Linked DNA regions of Homo sapiens: all the other regions are linked to region 1. A link is a contact called in ENCODE Hi-C or POLR2A ChIA-PET data. All regions are on one chromosome and are shown on one strand. The core of a region is the stretch at or near the end of the contact, and the rest is flanking DNA. Distances in the headings are between cores, read along the strand shown.

Region 1 (2,771 bases), core at 202-2,701:
TACGTATCAGATGAATTAACATGAACTGCAGGGCAAGACTTCTGTAGGTGGAGCTCATCCGATAACTGTGCTAAGGAACCTCCTGCCGAGTTCCTTGCTAGCTGCTCGCTCGCAGCGTGGTCCTCGGCCCCGACGCGCGCTTTCGAGCTTGTTCCGCAGCGGGCGCTGAAGAGAGGCGGCCGCGTCCGGACGCTCTGATGCGGTTGCGTACGTTTTCAGCGCTTCCCGCTCTCCACCGGTTGGACTGAGGCTTTTAAACTGCAGTCTGCTCCCGAGTCCGGCTTCCTACTCGGTCTGGTGCCCCCTGGTGCTCGTCCCCTCCACATCTTGAGTAGTTGCGAAGAGCACAGGGGTCCAGGCAGACAAGGATGCTTTCAAGAAAAACATTCCATGGCGGCAAGCCGCATGGATCCACATTTCCCGGGCCCAGAGCCTTTGTAGACATTGCATGTGGACATTCAGGAGCTCTAGAGAAAGAGGGGGTGTTGTTTCACGAAGCCACCAGCAGAAGAAAGGTGGAAAATAAGTTTCAACCAACTACAAAGGCAGAAGTCAGCCCAGCCCCCCAAGTGTGGTCAAAGACCCATAGATCCGTAGACCTTATCTTTTCTTGAATCCACCGCTCCCCCAACCCCCCTTTTATTATTTTTCAGACAAAGCAAAGATAGAGTTCACTAGGATCCCCGATTTCAGTAAGGCAGCCCTTTTTTGAGAGCCAGAATATCCGTCTCGGCCGGGAGCTGAGAATGTGGCCTTAATTGATGAGGGGAGGAGGATGGAAGGTAATCCTCCGTGTCTCCTCCTCCAATCCGTTTAATCAATATTAATTTCATGCACAATCTTCACAAAGTTTCTTTTCCCCTCCTCCGACTCAGAGCTCAGGCTCCGGTTATCCTGCTTTGCCCTTCCCTTCCACCCTCACAGCCCTGCAGTCACTCAACACTACTGAGGCTCTCTCCATTAAAGATGAACAACAGATCATTTTTCATTGCATGGCAACCCTAAGAGCTCTCTAGCTTAGCAGAGCATGATGGGAGTCTTTCCATCCCCCCCCCCACCCCCCGCCCGCTCGTTCCTCTTCTTTTTTTTTTTTTTTTCCTTCCTTTCCTTCTTCCACAATTAATCCCTAAATAATGATTTTCCTAAGCTCGCGCGGACTTCGGGATGGGGTTGAGCGACCCGTGATGACGCTCCCATCAGCCTTTCAGAAGGGACGGTTTCCAAAGAAAACTACAACTCCCACGAGGCATTAGGCTACAGCAACCGCAAGGCATCACGGAAGTCGTAGGCACTTTTCTTCTAGGTCCCGTTCATCCCCGCCAACCCGTAAACTATAAGTCCCAGGGTGCCTCGGGGCTAGCACGCCTGCGCAAAAGCCCCGGAGCGAGTTGGGGGGTGGGGCTGCTCCGGGCGGCGGGGGGCGGGATCCGAGCGGGCTGTGTGGAGGCTTCAGACTCCCGGCGCCATTTAGCGCGGAGAGTTTCCCGGGTGGACGCGGCTCCTCTCTCGGCCACTCCGCACCCCCATCTTCGGTGACAGAAGGCGCCTGGTGGGGGTGGCTGCTCTTTTCTCTCCCTGTTCCCCCTCACCCAGTCCTCTAGGTCTCCTCTCCTCTTGCCTCAGAGAAGCAGCGGAGCTCGGGCCCCGCGGTGAGCGGCCCTCCCCTCCCCGCCGTTCCCTCCTCCGTCAGCCCCCGGCACCGGCCCGGGAGGAGACGGGTTTGCCAGGCCTGGGGCGGGCGGGGAGGCCTCGGGGAAGGGGGGGCCCGCTCCTCAGGCGCCGAGGCTCCGAGGCTCCGGCCCTTCGCCTCTGGGCGATGGGCGACCTGTGAGGCCGGTCCCCATCGCTGGGGGCGCGTGTGGGAGGAGGCGGCCGCCCGAGTGACCGGGAGCCGGGCCGCGGCCTTCCCTCGCCCGCCTCGGCCCCTCCCACTCCTCTGCCCCGGGGCCGCCACCGCCCGGGCGTCGGACCTGGTCCCGTGCTCGCGGTGCCGCCGCCCTCTGGGCCTAGCCCGCCCAGCTCGGCGAGCGGCGGCAGTGGGAGCCGCGTCCGCCGCATCCGCCTCGACTCGGTGCCGGCCCCTGGCCCTCCCCTCATGACTGCGGCGCCTCTGCTGCCACCGCCCGCCCGGCCGCCGCTCGCCGCAGGATGGATGCGGACCGTGCGGCGCTAACCCCCGTGGCTCAGCTCCCGAATCGCCCGCCTTCGAGCCCTCCTCGTGAGCCGCAGCAGCCTCGGTGCCAGCCCCCGCCGCAGCTGGGCCCAGCGGTCCGCCTGTCCCTCGTTGCGGCTTGTCGGTGCTGAGTGAGGCGTCGTCCGGGTCGGCGCGAACCCGCCCGGCCGCGGTTCCCTGCAGACCTCTGCGCGGGCGGCTCGGCCCTTCACGCCCTTTTCGTTCACGAATCCGAGCCCGCTCGCCTCTCTCCAGCGAACCGACCATGTCTGGCGGCGCCGCAGAGAAGCAGAGCAGCACTCCCGGTTCCCTGTTCCTCTCGCCGCCGGCTCCTGCCCCCAAGAATGGCTCCAGCTCCGATTCCTCCGTGGGGGAGAAACTGGGAGCCGCGGCCGCCGACGCTGTGACCGGCAGGACCGAGGAGTACAGGCGCCGCCGCCACACTATGGACAAGGACAGCCGTGGGGCGGCCGCGACCACTACCACCACTGAGCACCGCTTCTTCCGCCGGAGCGTCATCTGTGACTCCAATGCCACTGCACTGGAGCTTCCCGGCCTTCCTCTTTCCCTGCCCCAGCCCAGCATCCCCGCGGCTGTC
Region 2 (2,771 bases), core at 1-2,500, 360 kb before region 1:
TTTAAACAAGCATCCAGTTGACCCTGGTGCAAGTGGTCCAGCAACATCATTTAAAAAGCACTGGTCTAATGAGTAAAGAAAAACACCTTTGACCTTGAGTAATCACTCAACCTCTTGGGGCATTAATCCCCTCCACACAAGGGATAGTATCTGTTTTCCTTACCTCAAAGGTGAGATTATAATTAACCTTATAGGCAAACCTAGTTATCTGCAATAACTGTGATTCTAAAATCGTTGATCTTGAGTTCCCTACGTCAAGAGATTTCAACATTTCCTTCCACCTCCACTATAAACCAATTTTTCCTAAACCTCTAAATTTTAGAATTATTGCTGCTCCTTCTCTTTCCCCGCTAAGACTTTTTCACTGCGGCAATAATTAGTCTGGAGTTCTTGTCTAGTAATACCATCCGGTGAGACTAGAGCTCAGATAACCTTTTCAGAAACCCTAGCCCTGAGATGAGGCCTGCAAATATTTGATCCAACCAGGTCTTGAATAAAGAGATAGCCGACTATCAAACCATAATGAGGATACGTGAGGGAAGAATACGTCACGTCATAATACTGTACTTTAAACACCATATCGGCTAACGAAAGGCTTTAGGCCCACGGCTGAGAGAAAAGTATCAGTTCCCAAGTTCTAGGCGGAAGAGGCCCAAGAGACACCACTTTCTCGCTTTCAGACGTGTCTACATAAGACCACAAAAGAAACCGAGGCAAAAACATCCAGAAACAGGCTCCAGTTGTCTCAAAAGAGAGTACATATGAAACGAGACAAGGATCAGAAAAGTAAAGCTAAACCCAGTGTACGGACTCCCCCATTCTTCCTTCTCCCCCTCTCTCTTCACAGACTGAGGTACCTTGGGCGGCCGAATTTTGCAGATGCCGGTTTTCTCCGCCAAAGGCCGGATGCGGCCGATAAAGCTGAGCGGATCTGTGAACTCCTCCCAACTCGGCTCAAAGACGGGGCACTCTGGCGGTGGCACGAACTCCGCCGCGTAGCCCCCCGGCCCCACGCCCGCCATTGCAACGGCCGGGGGGGGGGGGGGGTCCCCGTGGGGAACCGGTGGAGAAAAGCTGGCTGAAGCCCACTAAGCCCGTTCAAGTCCCCTGACAGAGGCCGAAGCGCATCTTCGCGGACAAGAACCGTTCAACACAGAAACCCCAGAATCGCTTCCTCCTCCCGTTTGTTATTGTTTCTTGCAAGGCTTTTCCACTGAGGTTCAGGACTTTTCCGGAAGTTACCGTGCTGTCAAATCCCTCCGCCCCCTGCAGGAAACGGAATCCTTCCGCAGCTGCACGACGCCTGTGTGTCTGGCCTTTCCTTCTTCTTCTCTTCCCCGGCAGCACAGTGTGGCTGTTTGTCTCCTTGCCCGCCAAAGTTCTGCCCAGTCCAACGACTCCACGCAGCTCGCCCTTGGTAAGGGGTCGGGGAGGGGCACAAGCTCTTCTTTACTAGAGGTACGGATTGAGGGAAGCCGACGGGGCGAGGCGGGGCGAGGCGCAACGAGGCGGGGCGAGGCGCGACGCGACGTGACGCTTTCTTCCGGCGCGGAGGAATGTGTAATGCCCCAGAGGGCAGAGGTTGTGCTTCCGGTGAGGAGGGTCCCTTTCCCTTTTGTGTATCAGTGCACTCGAAAACACGCCGGGCTTAATCTTAAGCACCGCGCCTCACCGCCCGTGCTTCGTAATTTGTTTTAACCTACCCTGCTGCGTTTATAGCAAGTAGCCTTTCCAGCATTTCTCTTTTTTTAGCCCTTTGAATGCAGATATTTTACAGTAATCTCACTCTGCCACTTTATACCCGCCTCTTCTCCATCAAAACAAGTGCAGGTCTAACCCATCCCCTAAATCCTGCCAGCTGGCTTTAGCCACCATCCATGAATTGCTTTTCCTTTTACACAGGACGCAGCAGCTCTCCTGAATTACCAGCCAGTATCGTCTAGCTACCTGCAGGACATCTCACTTTGATAACTCAAAGTACTTTAATTGTTCACTGTTTCTTCAGTGTTCCTGGTTTCCATTAATGACTTCATCTATTCAGTTGCCTGAGCAAAAAAAAAAAAAAAAAAAAAAAATCAAGAAATAATCCTAATTCTTTCTGCTCTCACTTCCCATGTATAATCGTGTGTCTCTCCATCCCCGTTACCAGTATCCTAATTTAAATACTCTTACTGACAACAGCTGATTTCTCCTCTCAAATCCCTCTCCATCCACACGTTGGATTGCTTTGTCTAAAATCCAGAATTCATCTTGTCACTTTTCATCTCCAAACTCAACAACTCCAAACATCTTTTTTAATTGCTGATTTGCTGCTTTGCTCTCCAGCTTCATCTCTCCTGCTTCTCCATATGATCTACAGAAGTTTTTGTGGTGACTTTAGTACACCATGATTTTTCTCACCTCTGAGTAACAAATCAGGGGACTTTGAATAACGCAGATTGCCCTCCATAATGTGAGTAGGCCTTATCCAATCAACTGAAGGCCTGAATAGAACAAAAGACTGACCTTCCATGAGCAAGAAGGAATTTTGCCAGTAGATGGCTCTCAGACTTGAACTGTAGCATCACCTTTTCCCTGGCCTCCAGCCTGCCAACCCACCCTGCAGATTTTGGACTTGGAAGCTCTATAATCAAGTGAGTCAAGTCCTTAAAATAAATATCTTTATAAACACACACACACACACACACACACATCTTATTGGTTCTGTTTCTCTGGAGAACCGTGAATACATCTAGGGTTGGAGGGTTCAAGATGGCCTCACTTACGTGTCT
Region 3 (2,771 bases), core at 70-2,569, 270 kb before region 1:
AAAACATAAGTCCTTTTTCTCTTAAGCATATGGTTAGGGTAAGAATACTCTTGTGGGATTCAGGCTGTGTGGGGTCCAGTCTTGGTTCTGTGGGAACTGGCTCTGTGACTTTGAGCAGGTCAGCTCTGCCCCCGGACGTCAGTTTCCTTTTCCGTAAACACGGAAGGCTTGACGGTGTGGTTCCTGAGGTCCCTCTGACCCTGACATTACGGAAGGCTTGACGGCCTGGTTCCTGAGGTCCCCCTGACTGACATTATTCCCAAAGAAAATGCATTGGCCTTAGCACTGGGGATTCTGAGTTGGCCGTGGCTGGAGAAAGACTATGATAAGGAGCCCTGGGGAGATGCCTGGGTTCCTATTGGTGACCTCGCCTTCTCGTTCAAGCAGGACGGGGAGTGGGACCCAGGCCCAGCCTTATCTCCGGGACCGCGGCTGTCCTCACCCCTCCTCCTGTCACCTGAGAATAAAAGGGTGGGCTCCATAGGCGGGGGCTGTGAGGAGGGGTGCAATTGCATGGGTCATGGACGATGGTCCTTAGACATCTCTGGGGAGCCTTTGGCGGGAGAGGCGCAGGGACTTGGGGGCACTTCCCCAGGCCCTGGTGACCGTGGTCATCTTTGTCACAGCCTCCTCCTCTGCCCTTGCAGGCCAAGGACTGGACCAGTCCCTCTCAGCCTTGCCTCTATCTCTCCCTGCCTGCTCGGCAGCCAACACAGAAACACTGCTGTGTGCTTAGCCCAGGGGTGGGAGGGATTTCTGCCCAGGGATTGGCCATGGAATTGGCTGCTTATTTTGGCAGCTCCCACCACAAAGACCATCAGACGCTGAGGGAAGGCGAGGTGGGAGTTAGTGAGTCATGGCCATGCCTCAGGGAGGGAGGGAGCTTTCACCAGAGGTGCCCCTGGAGGAAGCAGACTTCCCCTCCAAAGAAGAGGGGTGGGACTCTGGATGCTTCCTCCCAGGGTCACTGGCTTAGGTCAACTAAGGGGATGAGCATCCCCGTGGCGTTCTGTGTAATGGGAATAATGGCCCTGACCTCACAGTGCCGTGGCAGCAAGTTGAAAAGCTAGCACATCAAGCTCTCAGTGAAGGGTTGCTTTCCTTTCCTTGGTGTGCCTTAGGATATGACGGGGTAGGCACCATGGGTGCAGACATGGAGGAAAACCAGAAGCAAATCAGGAGTCCAGCTGCCCACATCCAGTCACTCTTGATTCTCGTGGTTTCTCCAGTGCCCAGCTGAGGCTGGCCATGGTGGGAAAGTGGGACTTTGCTCTGTGCTGCCTTCTCCTAACCCTGTGTTGTCCTGAGGCCAGGCAGACAGGCCCCAGTCATTACCTCACCGCAGGGCCCCTGTCTGCCAGAGTGCATGGTGGAGCTGCCTGGGTGGAGAGCGGAGCTAATTTTAGACCTGGAGACTCTTTGCCAACAGCTGTGGCTGGGCCCAGGCAGCTGGGCTGGATGGCTGGGGGGAGTCTCAGCCGCCCTGCAGGGAGCCCTGGACACAGCGCTCCAGGTCTGCTCTTGGGGGCATATTCCTGCCTCAGCCTCAGCTGTGGGGAAGCCTGGATGAGGGTCCCTCTGCACAGAGGGTGCTTCCTTCCTCCCTCTTGCATCAAGATATTTCTGTCCTCCATCTCCTCTTTCTAGGTGGCTTTGTAGACCAGAAAACATTGATACGGCATCTTAGATGGTAGGTCAGTGGGCCTCTGAAATGGGGCAGGTAGGGGCAACAGGAAGAAAAGGGTGTCCCCAAATCGTTCTGGGTTTATAGGCTAAATCCAGCCTCCCACTCAACCCCGAGCCAATAATCTAATTGAGTGCTTCTCAACCTCCTTCCTGTTAGTACACAGAGAAAATGACAGGAAAAGATACTTGTAACACACATAGGGGTATAAAGAGGTTTGTGGTTGGATGTTGCCAGCCCTCAGATTCTGCTGCTCCAAGCACTGAGGGCTGATACTTTGGGACACGTTACCATTTGGAGCCTACTAGCAGCCACAGCACACCAGTGGGGAAGCTCTGATATCGTCCGTCAGTGGCTTGCCACAGTCCATGTATGCCAAGTCCAAGCTTCAGGAAACATCTCCTTGGCTAATCATAGACCTGTGCTGGAAGGGAACCCAGAGAGCATTGAATCTGTGCTCTCCTTTTACAGATGAGGAAACTGAGGCTGAAAGAGGCTTGTCCAAGGTTAAAAAGCTAGTAAGTCAAAATCCCAGTTTTAAGTTCTGTTAGGACAGTCATCCCTTCATTTATCCAACATTTATTGAGTTCCAATAAAGATCAATATTTGGAGGATACAATGATGAAAAAAGTTGTGGGGATTCGTCTGTATTTGGTAAAGAGAAAACCAAGGAAACCATTCAGGAAGGTCGTTATTTCCGGTGAGAGAGATGGGGATGTGATTGGAGAGAGGCACAGAGGGCTTCAAAACGTGTCTGTTTCTTAAGCATATGCAGCCAGGCACCGTGGCACACACCTATAGTTCCGGCTACTCAGGAGGCTAAGGTGAGAGGTTCACTTGAGCCCAGGGGTTTGAGGCTGAAGTGATGTATGATAGAGCCTGTGAATTGCAACCACATTCCAGCCTGGGCAACATAGTGAGACCCCATTTCAGAAGGAAAGAAAGTGTACACAGGTGTTATTCTTCTTTTCTCTCTTTTTTTCTGGAGACAGGATCTCACTCTGTCACCCAGGCTGGAGTGCAGTGGCATGATCATGGCTCACTGCAGCCTTAACCCCCTGGGTTCAAGTGATTCTTCCACTTCAGC

Evidence for each region. Hi-C counts contacts between places; a loop is a spot of excess contacts on that map. ChIA-PET counts read pairs that join two places held with the same protein, here RNA polymerase II (POLR2A). Pooled maps may share reads with other maps.
Region 2: a loop to region 1 is called in a map of B cell, with 27 times the contacts of the local background. The contact joins the promoter of KDM5A here to the promoter of WNK1 in region 1. A Hi-C loop is called at or near these places in 6 of 168 maps with a recorded cell type or tissue (B cell, CD8-positive, alpha-beta T cell, endothelial cell of umbilical vein and 1 more), 10 of 37 single-sample maps with no recorded cell type and 19 of 50 pooled maps. POLR2A ChIA-PET finds 5 or more read pairs at or near these places in 6 of 52 experiments (HEK293, MCF 10A, T-cell and 3 more).
Region 3: a loop to region 1 is called in a map of ascending aorta, with 2.1 times the contacts of the local background. The contact joins the enhancer-like site here to the promoter of WNK1 in region 1. A Hi-C loop is called at or near these places in 1 of 168 maps with a recorded cell type or tissue (ascending aorta) and 1 of 50 pooled maps.

What each region holds. Positions count from the first base shown.
Region 1 is chr12:751,128-753,898 of GRCh38, forward strand. WNK1 (WNK lysine deficient protein kinase 1) reads left to right here and starts at 1,452. Exons shown (of 28, transcript NM_018979.4): 1 at 1,452-2,771. The coding sequence starts at 2,439. RefSeq lists enhancers at 508-607, 658-707, 1,465-2,183, 2,184-2,771 and silencers at 1,348-1,497, 1,578-1,957, 1,968-2,347.
Region 2 is chr12:388,070-390,840 of GRCh38, forward strand. It overlaps KDM5A (lysine demethylase 5A), which reads right to left and starts at 1,251. Exons shown (of 28, transcript NM_001042603.3): 1 at 858-1,251. The coding sequence starts at 1,022. It overlaps LOC105369594 (a long non-coding RNA gene), which reads right to left. Exons shown (of 4, transcript XR_007063149.1): 4 at 1,964-2,771. It also overlaps a transcript of CCDC77 not described here. RefSeq lists an enhancer at 1,414-1,708.
Region 3 is chr12:480,257-483,027 of GRCh38, forward strand. All of the region lies in intron 1 of B4GALNT3 (beta-1,4-N-acetyl-galactosaminyltransferase 3), which reads left to right. Among named protein-coding and RNA genes, the nearest start is that of B4GALNT3, 22 kb to the left of the region's middle. Within about 2 kb of position 1,320, at least 10 of the 41 ENCODE cell types and tissues checked have a DNase peak (open chromatin) inside an H3K27ac peak, as active enhancers do; they include ascending aorta, where a contact is called at or near this core.